3 separate regions of the Homo sapiens genome follow, and all the other regions are linked to region 3. The links are chromatin loops, found by intact Hi-C in ENCODE. Cell type or tissue: heart right ventricle. All regions are shown on one strand. Each heading gives the region's core, and the rest is flanking DNA. Links, peaks and the distances in the headings are about the cores only.

Region 1 (8,298 bases), core at 1,241-6,240, 170 kb after region 3:
TATACACCATATACCATTGCCTCTCAATGTGGTATGTGTGAGAATGGCAATATTCTCATTGAATGTTGTTACAATAGTAACAACAAAATCTCTGAGTGTTGGAAAGGAACCTAGTCCTGATGAAATGCAGGTTATTACTCAAAATTATGGTTTCTTCCATCAAATTTCTCTGCTGGAGGCTGACACCTGTTGTTGAGTTTGTATGTGTGTTGGTTTGCTTTTCAAGTTTTGCTATGGTGCCCAGTACATGCAGGATTCTAACTATATTCAGCGTTACTGGGAGGAGACAGGGCAGTGAGGGATGCCAACAGACTGCAAGATTAGAAATGTACACAATGCCAGTATTTTTGACATATCATCTTGTTCCAAGGGATAATTTTAAAAACAAAAATTTTAATGTATATCTTATATATGTATATATATCATGTATGCATATTTTAATATATAGCTTATACATGTATCTTATATTCATACAAATAATCAGTGACTACTAGATGCTGAGTGTTTGCACATTTAATCTTATTTATTCCTCACTTACTAATAACTATCACTAAGTACCACAGCAAGGATTCAGAGTAAAGATTGCCTGACTCCAGTCTCTGTTAGTCCCCAATTGCCGGGAGACATGGTCTCTGTGAGTTGGTTAATAGTCAGTTCCTCTACCTACTCAATCTCGGGGAGTCCAAGTTTTCTCCTATGTAACATATATAAAGGCTACACAGTTACATTGTTATGAGGATTACATAAGATAAGATGAGAAAACATACAGCCAATAGGTGCTACTTTAAAAAAAAAATTTAGTCTCCTTCCTTAAAAATAAGACACTTGAAATTCTCAAGGATCTTACTTTGCCCCCAGTGTCTCCCTCCGTCCGCTTACACTGCTTCTATCCAGAAAAAAATAAATAAATAAGAGGAAGGCCTTGATGATGTTTACAACTTCTGAAAACCCCCTACCTCAATCCCTTCCTCCGATATTATTTCAAAGGCACAAAATCTGGGCTTTTACAAAAGTAAGCCTCAACGACGTAGTTCAAGCAGATGGTCCATGACCCCATCTTATCCAAATGTCAAGCCTTTTCCAAAATCAGCAGATCATGACTCATTGGTGGATCACAAAATTCATTTATTGGTTTGCAATAAGCATTTTTTTAAAACAAAATGAAATAAAAATAAAACAAAATAGATTTGGAGATATCAGAGTTTATCACACACTGGTAAGTAAGAGAAGTTTCATTTTGGGTAACTTTTATTTCAGTTGTGTTTAGTCTCTGTGCACTATGTTCCAATGTGTTTCTTATTTTTATGCATTGATGGATTTCTTGGAGATGGGTGTCAGAATTAAGGAACTCGTAAGGAACTAACTTCTTTTGTAACCTAGGCCAATATAAATTGATACCCTGATATTAATTTTGTTCAGGGGTTGCCTAAATCTTTTTAGCAGTACTGATCCACCTGTGACAGAGTTTAGGATCTAAAATTAATTTATCAAAAGAGCGAAATCCAAAAGTCCAAGGGGAATGGTGTCTGACTTCTCCATTAGTGATTTCTTGTATAGTTCCTGTCTACAGCACCTATCACTTCATCCTCGGTATTCTTCAGTAAATTTAAGAGGGCTTTACAACTTGATGGACGTTACAAGAGTGTTAGGAGAACCCAACACAGGTGTTTTTTTAAGTGGTGCTTTGAAACCCACGACTCCTAAGTTTCACAAGGATAAGGTCCATGATTTTCTCAGTTATCCCATATTCCCAACCCCCTTAGTCACTCTGCATTCCCAAAGCCCAGTACAGTGCCTGGTACATTACAAGAGCTAATTAATATTTGCTGAATGAATTAACAGTAAGTGTAGCTCCAGATGCCAAAGCAAAATGAGGATTTCCCTCTGTATTCTACTGGTTTTTATTCAGTATAAGAGTGAAAAACTCAGCTAACTTTTTCTCTGCCAGAAATATCCCTAACAGTACAAGAACAAATTCAATGACACCACAAGGAAACAATCAGTCAAATGTACAGTATGAAATATTTCTATAGACAAAAATCTTGGTATAACCAACAGATCTATGGCATAAAACTAGAGAAGGAGAAGGAAGAGGAGGAGGAGGAGGAAGAGGAGAAGAAGGAGGAGGACCTGTTGCAAAACAAAAGAGACTTAAGGAAAAAACAACTAATGCAATGAGTGGGTCTTGTTTGGATTCTGAACTAGTAAAAAAAATATTGAGGTAATCAGGAAAAAAATTAAAATGGACTAGGTATTAGATGACTAAGGAATTACCATTAATTATGTTAAGTGTGATATTGGCATGGTGATTATGCTAAAAATAGAAAGCTCTTATCAGCTAGCAAAGCATGCCAAACTGTTTACAGAGAAAAAGACACATCTGTCATTTGTTTTTAAATCTCCAAGCAAAAAAGACAGGCATGTGTGAGAAGAGGATTTGATAAAATAAGATTGGCCAAATGTTGATTAATGTGAAAGTTAAAGGACAGGTACCTTGAGGTTCATTACAGTATTTTCTCAAGTTGTATACATATTTGGAAATTTCCATACTAAAAAGTTATATAGAGTTAGACCTAGCGGGTTACAAACGACAACGTAAAACTTCAAGACTATGATTTCATGCTGTCTTGTGTAATCATATTCCAGGAGGACCCAAGACAGCATTTACTGGGCTTTGTATGCCGACTTTGAACAGTTTCCAAATGTGGTAATCTGATGTAACTTGCTCATTATTTTTTAAAAATAAAAGATCATACGTGCTGTTAGAAGCATCAAAACTTCATTCTATTCATCTGGAGCAAAATGTTCCTCCCAATACAGCTTTTCCTTGAAAGAGGAGGAGGGCAGAGAGAGCCTGGGGTGAGAGGTCGGAGAGGAGAAACGACCATTGAGTTTTCTACTTTCCGCAGAATGGCAAGATCCTTGGGGAGACAGTAAATTGAAATTAAGGCTGTTTCAGGCAGCCTACAGGATGTGCCTGCAAATGTTAGACATATCGAAATGGTGAAAAAGTCTGTGTGTGCCCATTCATATGAAGTGAATGCCTTGTAATGTGCTCCAGCCCCTGGGAATGGTGGCTGGATTGAGAAACGGAGGCCGGAAGAATGGGATGGATTTGACATAAGTACTTTTAAGTGCTCTGAAGGCTGGGCTCCTCCCTGTGGTTTAACAGCAAAGTCCACTGGGAGCTACAAGGAAAGAGCTGAGTGAATCCCTACAGCTTTTCGTTTTAAGGATAACAAACCTTAAAACAGGTGTGAGCTCAGAAAGATCCTTTTTCTTCTTGTTTTTAGAGTCTTCTGTAACCAGCCAGCTCTCTGTGTATTATTATCATTCCACAGAATGAGGTCTGGGGTAGGGGAAGGGAGGAGAGGAAAGAGAAGCTGAATAAACAAAAATTGCTCCGAGTGACTAATATTCATTAAGTCCACTGGTTATGCGCTATGAAATTTATTAAACTGTGGTTTCCAAGAGAATGTATTAGCGCAGCTAATGAACACAAATAAAAAAGAGGCCTCCAGGAAATGGTTTCCTGGACCTAGATGAGACTGGTGAGTAATGTGACAAGACATTAAAATGTTAAAAGCTTCTATTTTAGTCTAGAAGGCTGATTATTGGAAGGGGTTGCCTTCAGTGGGGGAGGGGAGGTAGGAGAGAGAATGAGAGTCTAACTTGTGTGAAGGAGCTTAAAGCTTTGCATTTGTATTCACCAGGCAAGGAGGCTCTGTGCTGAAGGCCTCTGAACTTCAGTGCTGCCATCTGGTGGAGAATGAGCTTGAGATACTGTAGAAAACGATGGCAGCCGCCATCTTTAAGATGTCAGGAATTGAAACACAGGACACAGAAATACTTCACTGTTTCCTGAGTGGCACCAGTGGAATCCTTTGTAACTGTGGTATCAGAAGCAAAGAAAAACACTTGCACAGTCCCTAGCTATGCAGAAATATGGCTTAAATACTGTATAAAGAAAACACAGCTATCTCATTCTGCTATTCCATTCCATCAGGATTTTAGCAATTAATTTTCATGAATTCCCACCTGCAGTCTTAGGCTGAAGTGTTAGCACTCTTAAAGACATTTGTTTCATAGCTCCCTCCAAGATGGCCAAATAGGAACAGCTCCAGTCTACAGTTCCCAGCGTGAGAGACACAGAAGACAGGTGATTTCTGCATTTCCAACTGAGGTACAAGGTTCATCTCACTGGGACTTGTTGGACAGTGGGTGCAGCCCACAGAGTGTGAGCTGAAGCAGGACAGGGCATCGCCTTACCCAGGAAGCGCAAGGGGTCGGGGAATTCCCTTTCCTAGCCAAGGGAAGCCGTGACAGACAGTACCTGGAAAATCGAGACACTCCCACCCTAATACTGCACTTTTCCAACGGTCTTAGCAAACGGCACACCAGGAGATTATATCCTGCACATGGCTCAGCAGGTCCCATGCCCACGGAGCCTTGCTCACTGCTAGCACAGCAGTCCAAGATCGAACTGCAAGGCAGCAGCAAGGCTGGGTGAGGGGTGTCTGCCACTGCTGAGGCTTGAGTAAGTAAACAAAGCAGCCAGGAAGCTCGAACTGGGTGGAGCCCACCACAGTTCAACAAGGCCTGCCTGCCTCTGTAAACTCCACCTCTGGGGGCAGGGTATAGCTGAACAAATGGCAGCAGAAACTTCTGCAGACTTAAACGTCCCTGTCTGACAACTTTGAAGAGAGTAGTGGTTCTCCCAGCATGGAGTTTGAGGTCTGAGAACGGACAGACTGCCTCCGCAAGTGGGTCCCTGACCCCCGAGTAGCCTAATTGGGAGACACCTCCCAGTAGGGGGTGACTGACATCTCATACAGCCGGGTGCCCGGGCTTCCAGGGGAAGGATCAGGTAGCAACATTTGCTGTTCTGCAGCCTCCGCTGGTGACACCCAGGCAAACAGGGTCTACAGTGGACCTCCAGCAAACTCCAACAGACCTGCAGCTGAGGGTCCTGACTGTTAGAAGGAAAACTAACAAACAGAAAGAATAGCATCAACATCAACAAAAAGGATATCCACACCAAAACCCCATCAGTAGGTCACCATCATCAAAGACCAAAGGTAGATAAAACCACAAAGACGGGGAGAAACCAGAGCAGAAAAGCTGAAAATTCTAAAAACCAGAGCACCTCTTCTCCTCCAAAGGAACGCAGTTCCTCGCCAGCAACAGAACAAAGCTGGATGGAGAATGACGTTGACAAGTTGACAGAAGTAGGCTTCAGAAGATCGGTAATAACAAACTTCTCCGAGCTAAAGGAGGATGTTGAAACCCATTGCAAATAAGCTAAAAACCTTGAAAAAAAGATTAGACGAATGGCTAACTAGAATAAACAGTGTAGAGAAGACCTTAAATGACCTGATGGAGCTGAGAACCATGGCACAAGAACTACGTGACGAATGCACAAACTTCAGTAGCTGATTTGATCAAGTGGAAGAAAGGGTATCAGTGATTGAAGATCAAATGAATGAAAAGAGGCGAGAAGAGAAGTTTAGGGAAAAAAGAGTAAAAAGAAATGAACAAAGCCCCAAGAAATATGGGACTATGTGAAAAGACTAAATCTACGTCTGATTTGTGTACCTGAAAGTGATGGGGAGAATGGAACCAAGTTGGAAAACACTCTGCAGGATATTATCCAGGAGAACTTCCCCAACCTAGCAAAGCAGGCTAACATTCAAATTCAGGAAATACAGAGAATGCCACAAAGATACTCCTCTAGAAGAGCAATCCAAAGACACATAATCGTCAGATTCACCAAGGTTGAAATGTAGGAAAAAATGTTAAGGGCAGCCAGAGAGAAAGTCGGGTTACCCACAAAGGGAAGCCCATCAGACTAACAGCGGATCTCTCACCAGAAATTCTACAAGCCAGAAGAGAGTGGGGGCCAATATTCAACATTCTTAAAGAAAATAATTTTCAGCCCAGAATTTCATATCCAGTCAAACTAAGCTTCATAAGTGAAGAAGAAATAAAATCCTTTACAGACAAGCAAATGCTGAGAGATTTTGTCACCACCAGGCCTGCCTTACAAGAGCTCCTGAAGGAAGCACTAAACATGGAAAGGAACAACCGGTACCAGCCACTGCAAAAACATGCCAAATTGTAAAGACCATCGATGCTAGGAAGAAACTGCATCAACTAACAAGCAAAATAACCAGCTAACATCATCATGACAGGATCAAATTCACACATAACAATATTAACCTTAAATGTAAAGGAGCTAAATGCCCCAATTAAAAGACACAGAATGGCAAATTGGATAAAGAGTCAAGACCCATCAGTGTGCTGTATTCAGGAGACCCATCTCATGTGCAGAGACACACATAGGCTCAAAATAAAGGGATGGAAGAAGATCTACCAAGCAAATGGAAAACAAAAAAAAGCAGGGGTTTTAATCCTACTCTCTGATAAAACAGACTTTAAACCAACAAAGATCAAAAGAGACAAAGAAGGCCATTGCATAATGGTAAAGGGATCAATTCAACAAGAAGAGCTAACTATCCTAAATATACATGCATCCAATACAGGAGCACCTAGATTAATAAAGCAAGTCCTTAGAGACCTACAAAGATGCTTAGACTCCCACACAATAATAATGGGAGACTTTAACACCCCACTGTCCACATTAGACAGTCCAACAAGATAGAAAGTTAACAGGGATATCCAGGACTTAAACTCAGCTCTGCACCAAGTGGACCTAATACACTTCTACAAACTCTCCACCCCAAATCAACAGAATATACATTGTTCTCAGCACCACATCGCACTTATTCCGAAATTGACCACATGGTTGGAAGTAAAGCACTCCTCAGCAAATGTAAAATAACAGAAACTATAACAAACTGTCTCTCAGACCACAGTGCAATCAAATTAGAACTCAGGATTAAGAAACTCACTCAAACTGCAGAATTCAGGATTAAGAAACTCACTCAAAACTGCACAATTACATGGAAACTGAACAACCTGCTCCTGAATGACTAATGGGTACATAATGAAATGAAGGAAGAAATAAAGATGTTCTTTGAAACCAACAAGAGCAAAGACACAACATACCAGAATCTCTGGGACACATTTAAAGCAATGTGTAGAGGGAAATTTATAGCACTAAATATGCCACAAGAGAAAGCAGGAAAGATCTAAAATCGACACCCTAACATCACAATTAGAAGAACTAGAGAAGCAAGAGAAAACACATTCAAAAGCTAGCAGAAGGCAAGAAATAACTAAGATCAGAGCAGAACTGAAGGAGATAGAGACACAAAAAACCCTTCAAAAAATCAATGAATCCAGGAGCTGGTTTTTTGAAAAGATCAACAAAATTGATAGACCGCTAGCAAGACTAATAAAGAAGAAAAGAGAGAAGAATCAAATAGATGCAATAAAAAATAATAAAGGGGATATCACCACCAATTCCACAGAAATACAAACTACCATCAGAGAATACTATAAAAACCTCTAAGCAAATAAACTGGAAAATCTGGAAGAAATGGATAAATTCCTCGACACATACACCCTCCCAAGACTAAACCAGGAAGAAGTTGAATCCCTGAATAGACCAATAACAGGCTCTGAAATTGAGGCAATAATTGATAGCCTACCAACCAAAAAAAGTCCAGGACCAGACAGATTCACAGCCGAATTCTACCAGAGGTACAAAGAGGATCTGGTACCATTCCTTCTGAAACTATTCCAATCAAAAGAAAAAGAGGGAATCCTCCCTAACTATTTTATGAGGCCAACATCATCCTGATACCAAAGCCTGGTAGAGACACAACAAAAAAAGAGAATTTTAGACCAATATCCCTGATGAACATCAATGCAAGAATCCTCAATAAAATACTGGCAAACCGAATCCAGCAGCACATCGAAAAGCTTATCTAGCACAATCAAGTTGGCTTCATCCCTGGGATGCAAGTTTGGTTCAACCTACATAAATCAATAAATGTAATCCATCATATAAACAGAATCAAAGTTAAAAACCACTTGATTATCTCAATAGACGCAGAAAAGGCCTTTGACAAAATTCAACAGCCCTTCATGCTAAAAACTCTCAATAAACTAGGTACTGATGGGATGTATCTCAAAATAGTAAGAGCTATTTATGACAAACCCACAGCCAATATCATACTGAATGGGCAAAAACTGGAAACATACCCTTCGAAAACTGGCACAAAACAGGGATGCCCTCTCTCACCACTCCTATTCAACATAGTGTTGGAAGTTCTGGCCAGGGCAATCAGGAAGGAGAAAGAAATAAAGGGTATTCAATTAGGAAAAGAGGAA
Region 2 (8,298 bases), core at 1,241-6,240, 530 kb after region 3:
ACAAAAAGAGGTATGGGTATGAACATACAGTTAGATGAAAGGCATAGGATCTATTGTTTGACAGCAGGGTAGTGTGACTACAGTGAACAACAATGTATTGTATATTTCAAAATAGAACAGAGTACTTGAATTGTTCTCAACATATAGAAATGGTAAATACTCAAAGTGAGAGACACCTCAAATACTCTGACTTCATCATTACACATTCTACGTATGTAACAAAATGTCACATGTACCCCATAAATATGTAAAATATTGTATATCAATAAAAATGGTTATTTTTATGTAAGAAAAATAATCACAACCTCTCTTATTTGAATACCACTAGCCAAGAAATGTGCTGCTCCCAATAATATTTCAAGTCATAACACATTACTTCCTAGTCACTTTACAACATTGACACATACACCTAACAAAGATAGAGTGCTAATAAAAAGAAGTCGTACTGTATTAATAATAAACTTTTTTGAACAAATTCCGTTAATAAAACTGAGAAAATGTCCATCTCCACAATGGCTTACATGGACACTATTTTGTATAACCCTACAAGAGCCCTCTAAGGGGGAGAATGAGCAAACTGAGGCTCAAGGTGTCTAAGTGACTTGTCAAGGGGAGGAAATAATAACTGCCACACCTGAGGACCAATGGCTTCACTGCACACTTTGGCCTTCATGCAAGATTATAGATGAAGGAAGAATGGACCTGAGTGAGTCCCATCACCTGCATGGTTTTCAAGTACTATGGCCCCAGGAACTGAAAGCCTGAGAGCCAATTCCAGTCTCTGCATAGCCCCCAGCCCCTGGCATTGCATATGCCCCTGAAGGGGTCTCCTGGACTCTCTCTCTCTGCCTCTATTCCCCAACTATAGGAAAGCGGAGCTCAGACCTGCCCCTTCCTCTTACAGTAGGGTGGGCCAGCTGAACAGCATTCATAGAGAGCCAGAATGGGTCAGGGCTGAGCATGGTTAGACACAAAGCCTTGTGTAGGAGTCAAGTCAAGCAGGAGATCATAGCTCAGCCAGAACTGCCAAATTGGTCTCCAGTGTCTCATCACCTGAAGCCCTTCTCCTTAACATTATGCCAAGGACCAGCAAGGGAACCTGAAAATACAGCTCATGTTCAGAATCATACTCAATAAAGTTTCTTCTCTGACTGATACCTTAGTACAGAATGATCTGTACGGAATACCAGAATCTATGCAGGATATAGTTTTTTTGTGTTAGCATCCTATCTTTGTTAGGTGCATGCGTCAATTTTGTGAAGTAACTAGGAAGTAATGTGACAGGAAATATTACTGGGAGCAGAATGTTTATTGGTTGTGATATTCAAATAAGAGAAGTTGTGATTATTTTTCTTACATAAAAATAACTATTTTTTATTTTAATAATATTTACATATTAATGGGGTACATGTGACATTTTGTTACATATGTAGAATGTGTAATGATCAAGTCAGTATTTGAGGCATCCATCACTTTGAGTATCCTTCCTTTTGACAGAAAATACAGCAAATTCATAATACGGATCTATTTTTGTCCCGTCTACTCATATGACATAGAGACCCAGCCTAAGACGCAGGCCTTAATCAGACCCCCCAGGTGACTTAGAGCCATTCCACACTTTATCCACCTGGTCAGCAGTACCTCGTATCCTCTGAGGCCCAGCGCCCATGTCGCCTCCCTGAAGCCACCGTCGTCCTTTCTGCTTCTCCACAGGCCAAGCAGATTTCACTGCAGCTCTGACTAGTGTCCCTGAGGCACACAGTCACTACACAACCCCCACATGTTGTGGCATTCACTGGTGTGCTATGATCAGCTGTCTGCTCATCTCTCTTCTCCACTGTGCTCTGAGCCCCTGGAAAGCAAAAAACCACATCTAATTCCCACAGCACCTGGCACAGAGGCTGGTATATGGCCAGTGTGATGCTTCATTGAGGCAGTTAACCCCTTTGGTATGTTCAAGAATCCCTACCAAAAAAGCCAGAGGATAGGAACTCATAGTCAAATGACAGGGAAAAAATGAGAATTGCAGACATTCCTGCTGCAAGATAGAGAACATAACTGTAAAGACTGAATGAATGAATGAATGAACAAATGCATACATACATACTCTCCCTGGTCTGAGAATGACCAAAAACACAAAGAAGGTATTCACCAGAGAAGTGACACAATTTGATCATGGAAACAAAGTGCCAAAACTGGGGGAGGGGGACTTGGGTAGGATATCCAGAAAATTATCATCAGTTGTGAAACAAATTCTTTTAGAGGAAGCTTGATTATTTTGATTATTGAAGTACGACATGAACCAACCCCAGAAGAGGCAGTGCCTGGTGGTGCCATGTCTTCATATTTTTGAGTGAGTTAAGTGGTGGCCATACAACAGCCAAATAATCAACCAGATACAGAAGAGGGTTGCAATGGTGTTATTAAAACCTCCGTATTTCACAAATGGGGAGTTGAAACCCAGAGGAAAGAAGAGACATACTTCAAGGAATATACTCAGTTACTTGGGTCTAGAACCCAAGTCTCCCAGCTCTCAACTCATTGGGAGAGGGAATTCCTTCCTCAAAGTAAAGCAAATGGCAAATTAGAAATTACAGAGAATGTGGTTGCAGGGAAACATACTTTCGGGATATAAGATGCTTTAAAGGCTTTTATTTTTCTTCCTCTTCCAAGAAGGACTGTTCATGTCAGTTTTTCTGCCCACCTACAAATACTTGGATTATCACAATTCAAGAATTAGTGAAGAAGATACCAAATTATACCTGAGGTGTTGTTAGAACAGTTGCTCTGCAATGGTGATTGACTTCATTATTGTTTGTATAACCACATAGAAAAGACATACATGTATTCGTCTTAAAACCAAAGCTGGAGGGCCCAGACCTGATACCAATTCCATCTTCACCATGAAGGATGGTGAGTTTGGGGAAGTTACTTTACTTCCCCCTCAAAACCTAGTTTCCTTAACTTTAAAATGAAAACAATATCTGCCTCATATAGATTATTTCTGATGATTAAATCAAACATTGTGCAGAGGCCTGGCACATGAAAGATACTTGATTAAAAATTAGCTCACCCCTTCCATTTTCCTCCTCTGCAAATTATTCAGAATGTACAATCAGAGCATGAGGAAACTACCACCACCTGGTGTACGGGTCTCAAAACTGCATAAGCGGCAGCAAAGGTGAAAATACAACTTCCACTGAGGAAACTGCAAAATGAAACTACACAAATGACTGAATGCATCATACAAAAAATACAACAATTATTCTGGGATAGAGGCCATTGGCCACTCCAGGATGATGGGTAGAATTAACAAGGGCAACCTTCCTGGAAGAGGTACACCTTATTTTGAAATGTAAGTGGAGGAAAAAGGATGTGGACAGATTGGAAAGAATGAAGAACAATTTTCTGCACAATTGGAAAAAAAGTCGGAAGCAAAAGAGGAAGGTCCTGGTGGCAAATAATGTCAACTGGAACATTTAGCCCAGCCATGCCTGTTAAGCCTTTAGGGTCTTTAATCACAGAAGAACAAGGAGGGAGGACTGGGTGTAAGTCACTCACTAGGAGGTTGCAACAACCAGCTGGTAGTATTCAAAGCACAACATCTCTAACTTGTGGATGTCGGCCTCTTGTTCAGGGCTTGCTTTAATGGACAGGTGTTGGAGGCAGGTAAGATCATTCTAGCAAAGAGCAGTCCCTCCCTGTAGAGCTCCAGAAAGGGTGGAAATGTGTTTCTCCTCAGACATATGGGTAATGGGCAGAGCTCATTGAAGACAGCAGTCCTGTCTGACCCATCTTGGGGATCCTGACAATACCTAACTCAGAGCTCAGTACCTGGAAGAAGCTCCGTACATGGCTAAGTGGATTTTCCCAGCTGGTAGGGATCAGAGGTTGTATTATGCAGTTAAGTTTCTAACCCAGCTCTCTACTCTGCATCCTTACTCTACATTCTGGGATGTGCTATGCCCTCTCTTTCTTCCAGATCTTTAAAGATGTTTCTCTTTATGCCTGAAAAATATTCTAAAGGTCCCAATTGAGACATGGCATCTTCCAAAAAGTCTTCTCTGACTTCCTGCAGCATTCAGTAATTCTCTTACAGTCCTAGCATGTATTACCACATCGCATTATGATTTGTCGTCCTCTTACCTGTATCTAGGTTTGACTCTAAGTTCCATGAAAGCAGAAACAATGATTCTCTTGTTGGTTGCTATTTCCCAAGAACCTAGTACAGTGCCTGGCACATTAGAGGTCCATAACGATTTAAGCTGAAATTAGCAGGATGTCCTAAAAACCCTAATCTGAGTAGCCTACAAATGAAGCAACTCAGGAGGGGAGGTAGCTCCCCTAGAAGTGCCCACCTCAGCTCCCTGAAGCTTGCCTCTGACACTTCTTTGGTCCAGAGTAGTGCTGTCGTTCAGTCTAGCACCATCTTGGCAGGGCCGACTTTGGCCACAATATCTCCACCTGTCATAGGTTTATGGGGATCCAAGTTATCCCACACCTTACACCACACTCTGAGCATGCTTCCATATGTTGAACAGCCTGGGTAACTGAACTGGGTATGGTGCCTCAAACACAAGGCTGACCAAGATAAACAAGGCCATGCACAATAGTTTTCTAGGGAGAGCTCACCCTGATTCTCTAACTCCAACAAAAAGAAGAGAAAATCATGAAGGAATGAGGCATGAAGGATTAACCCTCACAGGACTCAGAGCCCAGAGCCCTAGATAGTCACATTGGGCACTTCCACATGTTCCAGGTGACATCAGGTTAAAAGAGGCATCCAGGATAGCCCTAGAGTGGGAAAGAAGTCAACTGGGCAGTTTTTGGAGGAAAGGAAAGGATTAAAGCAGGGAGAGATGAGTAACCCACAGTGGAGGGCCTGGCAGCACCAGCCAACTATTTGTACATGGCCCCAGGCATTTCTAGCATCAGCCGCCTGCCAAAGTAAATACCTCCTCCCTCACAGCAGCTTCTTCTTCCTCCTCCTATCAGCAACATAAAGAAATCTATCTCCCCAAATCTAGAGGATGCACGATGGTGCCTTCCAGAGGGGAGAGTCTATTCTGAGGTGCATGAGAGATGTCACAGGCATGTGGCAACTGCCAGTAGCAGACTTCAAAATCAACCTGGTTTCTGCAGTAATATTTTTCCCTCCTCCTTAAATTCAGCCCAGTTATTTAATAATGTGAACTCACCCATCATTTGTTTCCCCACAGGGCTTACCCCTCCCTGCAGCTAAGCATGACCTAGGTGGCCCATTTCTCCCAGAAAACCTCCCACACTGCTAGATCACTTGTATTTTGCAGGCACTGATGGTATTAGGCAGTTCTGCTACTTACTATACCCAGGCATCTATACATGGTGGTGGGACTGTTGCAATAAGTGGATTTGGCAAGAGCTGGCTGCTATAACAGAGTCTGGTCCTTTTGAGTTCTTCACTCCTATACTCCCATCCCTTATAACAATCCCTTGATTCCAGATTTTACCTTCAAAAGTGGACCATGGCCTTGGCTGGGTTCTGCCCCATAGACTTCTTATGACATAATTACTCTTGCCCTCTGACCATGAGTCTAGCCAAGCCTGACCCTCATTCTATTGATTCGCCCTGAGTCATTTGTCAACAGAGTGGCTGATTCCCCGTGTCTAGGTAAGCATGGGAGGCATTTCATCAAGACATTTGACACCTTCCTTTGAAAGGTGAATGACAGAACATATGAATACCTCTGATTAACATCTAAAGGCAGCCGGGGCCCCCCTGAAATTGCCCCTCCATGGAGTAGCTCTCAAGTAAATCCACTGTAGGGACCTCTACCATTTCAACTCATTTATCAGCAATTCCATCTGCTTCAATTTGGGGCACTCCATGTGTCTGTGGTTCTGTCATGTCTCTCTGGAGTTGCTCCCTCAACGGTTTCTGGCCTCCATGCATGGCCTAATCCAGGCTGTCATCTTTCCCTGTGATATAGCTGGGGCAGCTGTTGCTTCTTCCTCGATAGTAGAGGGGTGGTTGCCAGAAAGCCTGAGGGGCCCACCATCCAATTTCCATGCTTGGAGCTAAATATGCATGTGCATGATCTTTCCTTGAAACTGGAGGAGGGGACTCAGTCCCTCTACCTTTTACACCAAATTGATTTGATGTCTTCTTAAGGAGTGGTGAGGTCATCCCTGCTCCTATTCAACTTCAAAGGCCAACTTCTCATTAACCTAATTGCCTGACTTTGAGTAACTTGCTTAAATTACCAATTAATGGATGGCCATTTCTGTCCAAACAAAACATTTTAAAGCATTCCCACTGAAAATAAATTGCTTTCAACCATGACAAATGAGTGTCTACCTGCCCAGAATTATTATAATAACTATAGTAGGTATGCTTCTAAGCACTGAGAAATTTGTAAAAGAAAAGTACCAGTGGCAAATTTATATATATTACAAATTGTTGAATCCTTTTTCAGTGATGGAATTTTGAAAAGTTTTTCATTCAACCAAGCTACACTAAAGTATAAAGGCAATTAAATGTCAGGGCTGTAGAGCATTTGTCCTTTGGAGGGGGGGAATCCCTCAGGAAAAGAATACCGAAACTATCAGTAGCCCCTGTTGGCTATATTAAAGCTAATAAAATTACTAATGATACATTCCTCGTCAATGAGGGGTCCCTGCTGTGCTGCTTCTGTCTGCTTTAGTCACAGTGAACAAGGCAGGAAGATTGAATTATTGGCTGGATTCATTTTATTGGTTTGAGCTTTAGGGGGAGGGAGTTATATGGGAGATTCTTTTTATGTTTTGCTTTTTTGCTCTCAAGAAGCAGCTGGTTTTGTCTTTAGTTTCAAATGTCTATTTAAAAAAATCAGGGCAATCATTAGAAGGCAGGAATTTGGACATGGGCACTTCCCAAAACACCTGATGTCAATCCCAGCTGGGTTTGCCAGGAATGGCCTATCAAGTCTCAACTGGGAGAGATATGGGGGAGGAGGAGATAAAGGGCTGAATTGATGGCTGCAGGCATGGCTGACAGGTGGCCCTAGGAGAGGAAGGGAGGGGGTGCATGTTAGGAAGTGCCAGAGAGGAAGAAAAGCTGTGGACTCAGTGGACCAAAGCTTCGGGACAGAGACTGGGCCTGCAGCCCTTGGGCTCACCAGCACTACCACGGTCGGATCCCTGTCCCTTGCTGATGCAAGCTCCCTTTTAAAATTTCTATAGGGAGATGGCAGCTATGGCATGCAAGATATCACAATTCCACTTGCCTCGAGAACAGCATGGGCTTCCTGAAGAAGTGTACATTCCCAGTGTAATTTCCTGGGAATGGAAACTTCTGACAGAAAGAGGTGGTGCTGATTTCAGAGTGTAGTTTCCTGAAAGCCTGGGATCTTATTACTGCTCATTCCCTTTAGCATCAACAAAATAGCCTTTTCCACCATAGACTGGGGCACTGGGGATAACAAAGAGAAACCCAAAACCTGGACTGAAACTCGGCCTCCAATCTCTCAGACTGTCTCCTCCTAACTGGAAGGGCCCAGACCCAAGATGCCATGAAAACTCTGGAGCATGTGTCTGTGTACCGAGCAGCCAACTCTAGCACTGGATGCTCCTCTGAGAAACACTGCTCAGAGCCCAGGACTGTGATCATGCCCACAGCTCGACAGTGGTCTGGTATTTATGCCCATCTGCATACTGGCTTTCCTTTAGATCCATTCTTTGCTCTTTTCTGACCTACGCTGTACCCAGGGGGTTGACTTCAGTGGATCTCATCTTCTGCTTTAGCTGATGGGATGCACCGGCAGGAGATTGGGGCAGGTGGTGGGAGGTGGCTGAGGAAAGAGCATATTTCTTCCTCCTGCTCCCTCCCTAAGGTGATAAGGGACACCATTATGGCAGTGGCTGTGCCCTCTACCCACAGCCACAGCTGGGTGCCTTCTCTGCCTCAACCTCAGCTCCAGGATTCAGCAGCAACATTCCTCCTGTGGGAGGCTGAATAACGGCACCCAAAGATAGCCAGCTCCTGATCTCTGGCACCTGTGAATGTTGCCTTATATGACAAAAAGTACTTGCAGATGTGATTCAGTTAAGGAGCTTGAGGTGAGAGATTAATCTAGATTGCCTGGGTGGACGCTAAATGCTACCACACGCATGCTTATGAGAGGAAGACAGAGGAAAACTGGATGCAGAAGAAGAGTCCATGTGCCAGAGAAGCAGAGAATGTAGTGACACAAACACAAACGAAGGAATGCCAGCAGCAACCAGAGGCTGAAAAAGCAAAGAACAGTCTCCATCGGAGCCTCCAGAAGGAACCAGCCGGGC
Region 3 (8,298 bases), core at 1,890-6,889:
TTTATTTCCTGTAGATATTGGTTTCAAAGACTGATGCCACAGGACATGAATAATCACGGTGACTCACTTTTAGGGACTTTCCCCTGGGGAGTGCCACCTACAGAGCCTCAGAATGAAGTGGGCACATATTAATTAAAATATGTTTCATCTCCAAATGACTATGACAGAAGCTATACTGATGAATATGACAACTAAATACAAAATAATACCGCAATGACTAGCAATGATTCAAATATTGTGCTCATGATGTTATCTTTCATCCATTTATTTAATAAATGGATTTATATAATGAGTGACGGGACTTCTATGTGTCAGAGTGCTGGTTAGGACAGGCCATGTTTCAATAAATTTACAACCCAGCAGGCACTGTTCCTATCAACTAATGAGATTTTTAAATTTAATATTTTTTGGTCAAAGCAAGGGAGTCTTCAAAATTACCAAAAAATATATTTGGTAAGGAAACAGTAAACAGAACCAATTATTCCTTCTTGGTTGAGTTAAGAAAACACGCTTTGTGCTTACACTTCCCATAGTGATCAGGGATTTCTCACCCCTTGAATTTCTGTAGCATAAATTGTTGACGTCTCTTCACTTCCCTGTCTCATTTCCTTGCCCAGGTGGTGAGCCCTGTGCATGAGCCTCTGCCTGACTCATCTTTGTATCTGCAATGCCTCACACATGCCTCATATCTCCCCGCCAGGCAAGCAGTGTTAGTGAAAACAGGATGTCATCAGTTCAGTAAAGAAGAGATTGACAACAAACTGTGAATAGAAAAGTCAAATAGGAATGCATTGGCCTTTAAAAAAATTATTTTCCAAATTATCCTATAGTAAAGTTGACTTTTTTCTTTGATGTACAGCTCTATGGATTTCCACATATGTATAGATTTGTGTAACCACCACAAAGAGGATACGAAACAGTGCCATAACCCCCCAAAGCTTCCCCATGCTGTCCCTTTATATTCACCCCTCCCTCCACCATAATCCCTGGCAATCACTAATCTCTTCTCCACCATTGTGCTTTTGTCTTTTGAAACTGGCATCTCTTACTCAGCACAGAGTTATCTAAGTTGTTCTTTTTTATGACTGAATAGTGTTCCATCATATGTGGTATCACAGTTTATTTACCCTTTCACTCATTGAGGGACATTCAAGTTATTTTCAGTTTGAAGCTACTGTGTAAAAAAAAAAAAAAAAAAAAAAAAAAAGCTACTCTGAAGTTTTGTTTATCAGTTTCATGTGAACATACATTTTCATTTTCCTGGGGTAAATACTCAGGATCGGCCTTGTGGAGTTATAGCGTAGATGTATGTTTCACTTTATAAGGAAACTGCCAAGCTATTATCCAGAGTTGCTGTAGCATTTTCCAATTCCAGCCATCATGTATGTGAATTCTACTTACTCAGCATCCTTGTCAACACTCTGTGTTGTCAGTATTTATTTTGGACATTCTTTTTTTTTGACGGAGTCTCTCTGTTGCCCAGGCTGGAGTGCAGTGGTGCGATCTTGGCTCACTGCAACCTCTGCCTCCCGCGTTCAAGCAATTCTCCTGCCTTAGCCTCCAGAGTAGCTGGGATTACAGGCGTGCGCCACCACGCCCAGCTATTTTTTTTTCTTTTTCTATTTTTAGTAGAGATAGGGTTTCACCTTCTTGGCCAGGCTGGTTTTGAACTCCTGACATCAGCTGATCCACCTGCCTCGGCCTCCCAAAGTGCTGGGATTACAGGTGTGAGCCACCACGCCTGCCCTTATTTTGGACATTCTGATAGGTGTGTGGTTGTAGCTCACTGTTGTTTAAATTCACATTACCTTAATGGCTTGTGGTATTAAACATCTTTTCTCGTACTTTATACAGCAGTCCCCTCTTATCCAAGGTTTTTCTTTTTGCAGTTTCAGTTACCAGCAGTCAACTGTGTCCTGAAAATATTAAATAGAAAATTCCAGAAACAAACAATTCGTAAGTTTTAAACTGCACACTGTTCTGAGCAGTGTGATGAAATCTTGCGCAGCCCTGCTCCGTGGGACATGAATCCCCTCTGTCCAGTGTATTCATGCTGTATAGGCTACTTGCCTGTTAGTCACTGAGTAGGCATCTCACTTATCAGATTACTGTCACCACATCCATCGCATAGTCATTTTATCATCTCACATCATCACAAGAAGAAGAGTGAGTGCAGTATGAGATGAGGGAGAGACCACATTCACATAACTTTTATTATAGTAAATTATTATAATTGTTTTATTATGAGTAGTTATTTAGGGTTCAGTACGATCCACAGTTTCAAGCATCCACTGGGGGTCTTGAAATGTATCCCCTGTGGTTAAGGAGGCGATGGTGGGGGAGTCTCCTGTGTCTTCTTTGGTGAAGCATCTGTTCAATCTCTTTGTTCATTTTTAATTGGGTTATTTGATTTCTTATTGTTGAGTTTTGAGAGTTTGTTATGTAATCTGGATATAAAGTTCTCTGTTAGATAGGAGATTTGAAAATATTTTCTTTTAGTCTGTGGCTTGTCTTTTTATTCTCTTGGAAGTGATTTAGCAGAGCAAAAGTTTTTGATTTTGATAAAATTTCATTTTTTCTTTTTTGTATCATGCTTTTGCATCATTTAAAATTCCTTTCCTAATCCCAGATAATGAAGATATTTTTCTATGTTTTCTTCTAAAAGTTTTACAGTTTTATGATGAATACATTGCCTTTTGATGAACAAAGAAAATGGGCTACTTGATAATAGATTTCCTTCTTGGTGGTGTAGTTTGCCCTATTGATTTTGGAGAGTTGTAGGAGCCTTCTGGACAGGGCTGCATGCCTGGGAATGTCTCTTGCATCACACACAGGCAGAACCGCAGTCTGCTATCCACCATCAAATATTCAAAAATAGTCTGATAAGCAAGTGTTTTTTCATGTGTGCTAGAATCATATGATGATAATGCCTGATCTGAACCAATGCGAGACTACTTTTGTTTATTTTATCCCTACTGATGTGACCACCACACATTCAGTAATAGAACTCTTCATGTGTTGAATTAGGGGTCCTACTCCAGTCCCTGATCAGAGTATTCCACAATATTCAATGTATAGACTGTGTTACATATCTACCGTCTGAAAATTCTGAATTCTGAATAGTGGATTTGTTCACAAGGGTTTCAGAAAGAGGATTGTGCATCTGACATTTAAATGGTTCTTGTGATATGATAGTTCTCATAGTCGCAACGAGGAAGTCTTCTTCCAGTGTCCCCAAACCTGGCCAGAAGTTCACATTAATTTGACTGAGGATGGAAAGAGGGGTCACTATATTTACTACATTATTCAATCCAAATTAATATGTTTCTCTCATGACAAAGGAGGTTTCTTGATATCTTTTCCCATTCTTCTTTCTGGTGATAAAACTACTGACCAGTCAGCCTCTAAATATTGGAGAAGGCCTTGACTTTCACATGATGATGTATGTATATGAGTACACACATCGGTTAGAAACAGGATGGGAGGCCAGGGTTAGACCCAAGCAAGGACACCCCAGCCCTCTGCTTGCCAGGACTGGGATGCTGTGTGTCCATCTGGGCCAACTGGAAACAAGAAGAAAGACAGGGCTTGTGGCATGATTTGGGGCAGCCTGTGCACAGTGGCTGGCACAGAGCAAAGGCCCAATAGAAGTTAAGCAAAGGGCATTCTGACCACGATGTCTGGTCATTTCAGGTGTGACTGTGCCTATAATTGTACCATAAGGAATTCAGCCCATGCGACTAAGCTATGCCTTTCTCTGTAGTAGCTTAATGGGAAATCAGGGCATCTCCGGCACTGTAGTGTGTCACTTCATCAGACATAGAGCCAACTCACACATTTGTCCTTCTGATGCATGTCTTTCCTCCTCCTTTACCGATGCAAGTAGAGTGAGAACCCATGCTATGATTCCACTCCCTGTCTAAAACCAAGTGTACTCTGAGAAAGTTAGAAACTATTCTGTATCTGCTTCCAGAAGCTTATCTCAAGACTTAAAAATTGAAGAGAATAAAATTAATAGCCAGGAGTAACAAAAAAATAGAGAGATTTTAGCTTGCCATTTCTTTAAGTTATGTATTTTTGTCTTGTGAGGTTCAATTTGGAGAAAAGCACTTAGACACGAGGCAGGGTCGGTTCAGGGGCAGGGCCATATTTAAAAGCTCAAAATGCTTGCTTTTGTGGTGACAAAGGAATCGACACTTCTTTTTTCTTCCCCAAAGGAAACAGAAGCTTATTATCCTGACAGAGGAAATGCAGAAATTTGTAGGTGGAGATTAACCCTTACTCCCAAACACTGAGGCTCCTGTTCAACTTCTTGCTTAAGAGATTTTAGTAACTTTTAAAAATTCTTAGCATGCTACATTGGTTGGCTCTCCAAATAATTCAGAAAACTTGTGACCTGAAGCTTTCATGGAGTTGATGTAACTGTTCTGGAAATCTCTTGACTTGAACTTGAGACTCACTCACACACAGCTGCAGTATGTCCACCATCAACAGCAATCTGTACCCAGAAAGCAGTGGGAAATGGGGAAAAAACAAGAGACAACCTCAAAGAAATCTAGGTCTTTCCTGAGCTGCAGTTCTACATATTGACCACCAGGTGTCTATCTTCACACAAGCAGTCTTGCTTGGATGATGGTGTACTACTTGACTGTGGGATTATTTTAAAAATGAAAGCAATTTTTTAGATATGGGTATATATGTAAGTATAAATGTGCAAATGTAAAGTGAAGTCTCAAAGCCAAACTTAATAATTTACAATTCCTTATCTAAGTAGGATAATCAATTGAACCTTGTGTTGATCTTCTAAAGTTGTTTGGAAAAACTAATTGGGGGAGTAAATGGCCAATAGATTTGGGGAATGGTGAAAAAAAAATTGTCCTCTTCCTAAATTTTATCATGCTTTTTTTTTAAATTTCAAGATTCTTAGCATGCAAACAGGTGTATGTTCCCAGGAACATGGTTTTTGGTAAAAACAGACGAATTGTATTCTGAGCTGGCTTCTGTACTCTGTAGTTCAATTTCATAGTTCAGTTTCTATTGTAGCTTATTTTCCAGTTTCAATTCTAGGCCCTGATACAGGTGAAAAATATCTCTACCAGGAAGTGCAAGAATAAGATTTGACTTTTTTTGTCCCATAATTGGAAGTGACATTATAGTAGAATTAGATAACTCCAGTAAGGTTTAGGATGCACAATTTATGCATTTATGTCAATCTTAGAAAAGAAGTGCTCTTTTGGTCTGTAAAGAAAGGTCACCAGATTAAACAGTTTCAGGGATATCTTTTATATCTCTCTACTTTTGTTTGTTGTTCATTTGTTTTGTTTTGCTTTAAGTTACCCAAAAAATAGTTTCCATAATTTTAGGAACCTTCTGTTTTCATTCTCTTCCTTGCCAAAACATGGAGGTCCCTGAGAGCCCTAGAGGCCCTTTATATCTTTAAATAAATTATATATAGAAGAGACTTAAAAAAATTACCTAGTACAGAAGTACTTTAAGAGAAAGAACTGTACCATCCTATGCAACTATTTTAGTGAGGCCTGAGGAGGAAGAAAACATAAATATATTACATCAAAGCACTGCGTGGAGACTGAAGACTTTCCTTTTGGTTGTTATTTTTAAGTTTTATTTGGTTTCATTTATTGTTTTGATACCTTTGAAACATTAAAATAAGTTTCTCCGGTGACTATATCTATCAAGCTCTTTATTGGGTGGTGCTCTCACCAATGTTGGCTTCTCATTTCTGTTCCCTCAAATATTTATAGACAATGCTTACTAAAGCTCAGTTTGTTCCCAAATTTTGTGTTTTTTGTTTTTTCTTTTCTTTTTTCTTTTTTTTTTTTTTTTTTTTTTGAGACAGAGTCTTGCTCTGTCGCCCAGGCTGGAGTGCAGTGGCGCGATCTTGGCTCACTGCAAGCTCCACCTCCCGGGTTCACGCCATCCTCCTGCCTCAGCCTCCCGAGTAGCTGGGACTACAGGCGTCCGCCACCATGCCCAGCTAATTTTTGTATTTTTAGTAGAGACGGGGTTTCACCATGTTAGCCAGGATAGGATGGTCTCGATCTCTGACCTCGTGATTTGCCCGCCTTGGCCTCCCAAAGTGCTGGGATTACAGGCGTGAGCCACCACGCCTGGCAATTTTGTGTTTTTAACACTATTTTTTACAATACGTTCATTTGTTCATTAATTTGATCAAACTTTTTATTACTCACTGTGAACTTCATGCTGTGAATAGAATAAAAATGATTAGGAACCAGTCTCCTCTCTCAAAAAGCTATTAAGCCAGTGAAAAGAATTTTGTGAGCCATCTCCTAAATACACTTCTGGATCCTATTGAATAACGTGGAAATATGTTACGCTGCAGGCATTTGTGAAATAAAACAAATTTCTGTTTTATGTCATGTAATGTGCTTTCAATATAAAATTGTTATGTTTAGAGAGCATCGTCACTACAATACATGAAATAATAAGTCATGTTTTTGCAATGGAGGTGAAACATAGTGATCTACATGTTTACATAAAATTACCATGCAAATTATATCTCCAATATTATTTATTAAACTAATGGATGTGAGCAGAGAGGTAAGGACTGATATCAATGTATCTATTATATGAAGAGGAAAATAAAAATTCACTTTGCAAAATTATTTTCACTTGGCTTTAGTTGTCTGGATATAATTATTTTACTTTTATTATTATATTTAAGTCATTGCATCTGTTTCCAAAATGTTCTGTAATGGAAGTATTAACAGGAAGCAAGTTCTGCAACTGAAACCGCTTTCTCTCCTACCATAGCATCTATGGTGATGAATGAACATAGGAAAAGAAATAAAAGCAGTAGAAATCTGGAAGGAAAACTTCTAAATGCTTAGGTTAACTGTGGCTAGAATGAAATGGAGAGGAACCACCTCTCTGTTTCCTTTGAAAACTATTCTTAAAAATCCCAGAGTGCATGTTATAACAATTGCCAAAAGGCTAAATGAATGGGTTTTTCATTAGGCAAGATAAAATGGTGGAGAAAAATTTGTTTTTTTTTTTAAGGATGTCAATACTGGTCTAGTTACTATGCTTTGAAAAGAAATCCAACAGGTTCATATTGCTTCATAAAACTGTGAAAATAACAAGCCTGCTTAAGTGGAAAGGGCCCCTTTAAAGTCTGAAAGATAACTTCAAGGTCAAGGAAGTTCTTTGTATTCTTTCATTTATTTGCTGAGCTCTGACTAGTTTGCTGACTATAAACCTTTACATTCATCTTGCTATTTTCCACTTAAGGTGGTCATTTGTTTATTAATTCACTAAATATTTATTGAATGTCAGCCAGCATTCAATAATGGGCATGTAAATTAACAGATATGGGTCTTACCATCAAGGGGCTCCTTATCTAATGTGATAGCAAATGGGTCCCTCAACTCATTAAAAATATCGAATTATTGAATTATAATAATGTGAACACAATTTCAGCAGTTCAGAGGGTTGATCCTGACAATCACCCATAAGTGGATATTTAAGCTTGTCCATAGTGTTTAACTAGTTTTTTGATAGCCATGAGGTGGTAGAAGGCATTTTAGGAAAAAATAAAGAATACCATGAAAAATCATACAGCATGTAATTATATGCTTGCAGACAAAGCGTAGAATAATGTAGCTGGAGCATATGTGCATGGAACAAAAGTAGCAAGAGATGAGGACAGAAATAGTAAATTAAAACTAGGTTACGATAATTCTTGATAGCATTACAAGGAGCAAAGAACTCATTATGTAATAACTACATTTACAGAATACAGTTAAAAAGAAAAAAATCCTACATCACAACTTTATCACTGAGGACTCTTCAAATTCTAAGTAACTGAGCACCTAGGCCAAATAGCTTAAACAAAAAGAGAACTAATTGGTTTGCATAAATGCATGTGTAGACTTCAGGCATAGCTTAATTCAATGACCAAATGACATCACCAGGACCAATCTCTCTGTCCTGGGTTTGCTCCATACTAGGGATCTTGGTATTAATGCCTTACCTCACTTTGTTGCCATGACCTTAAAAGCACACTTTGAGACTGACATTATCCAGATGGTAGAGTATGAAGCCCCAGACACTTCTTTCCTCCAGTGGAAACACTGATTCAACAATATATAGACCAATTCCCTTTATGATAAAGTAGAAACCAGTTAAGAGGCTTCTGCACCCCAAGTGAATGCAGAAATCAGCCATATCAAAGCCATTAGAAAAATTTATGGCACCTTAATACCATAATCTCTCCCCTTGTCACAGCACCACACATTTGGGAAGAAACTCCTAGCTCCC

What was found. A loop is a pair of places that touch in the nucleus more often than their neighbours do. Peaks named below come from ENCODE experiments on the same cell type or tissue, not always from the same donor. Only the 100,000 strongest peaks of a DNase experiment are listed, where the experiment ranks them.
Region 1: it touches region 3 in a loop (9-fold over the local background); 78 of 110 quality-filtered maps call a loop at or near these places.
Region 2: a loop joins it to region 3, with 4 times the contacts of the local background. A loop is called at or near these places in 19 of 110 quality-filtered maps.

The regions. Positions count from the first base shown.
Region 1 is chr1:221,259,412-221,267,709 of GRCh38, reverse strand. No RefSeq gene overlaps it. Among named protein-coding and RNA genes, the nearest start is that of LINC02817, 73 kb to the left of the region's middle. In heart right ventricle, for the core only: a CTCF peak has its summit at 3,761 (motif pointing left); DNase peaks (open chromatin) are centred at 3,087 and 3,753; H3K4me3 peaks cover 528 bases; H3K27ac peaks cover 1,806 bases.
Region 2 is chr1:220,903,757-220,912,054 of GRCh38, reverse strand. No RefSeq gene overlaps it. Among named protein-coding and RNA genes, the nearest start is that of HLX-AS1, 28 kb to the right of the region's middle. In heart right ventricle, for the core only: a CTCF peak has its summit at 3,148 (motif pointing left); no DNase peak of the experiment used is centred there.
Region 3 is chr1:221,431,907-221,440,204 of GRCh38, reverse strand. The region is part of intron 3 of LOC105372932 (a long non-coding RNA gene); the gene reads right to left. Among named protein-coding and RNA genes, the nearest start is that of LINC02817, 100 kb to the right of the region's middle. RefSeq lists an enhancer at 1-501. In heart right ventricle, for the core only: CTCF peaks have their summits at 4,394 and 4,598 (motif pointing right); no DNase peak of the experiment used is centred there; H3K27ac peaks cover 363 bases.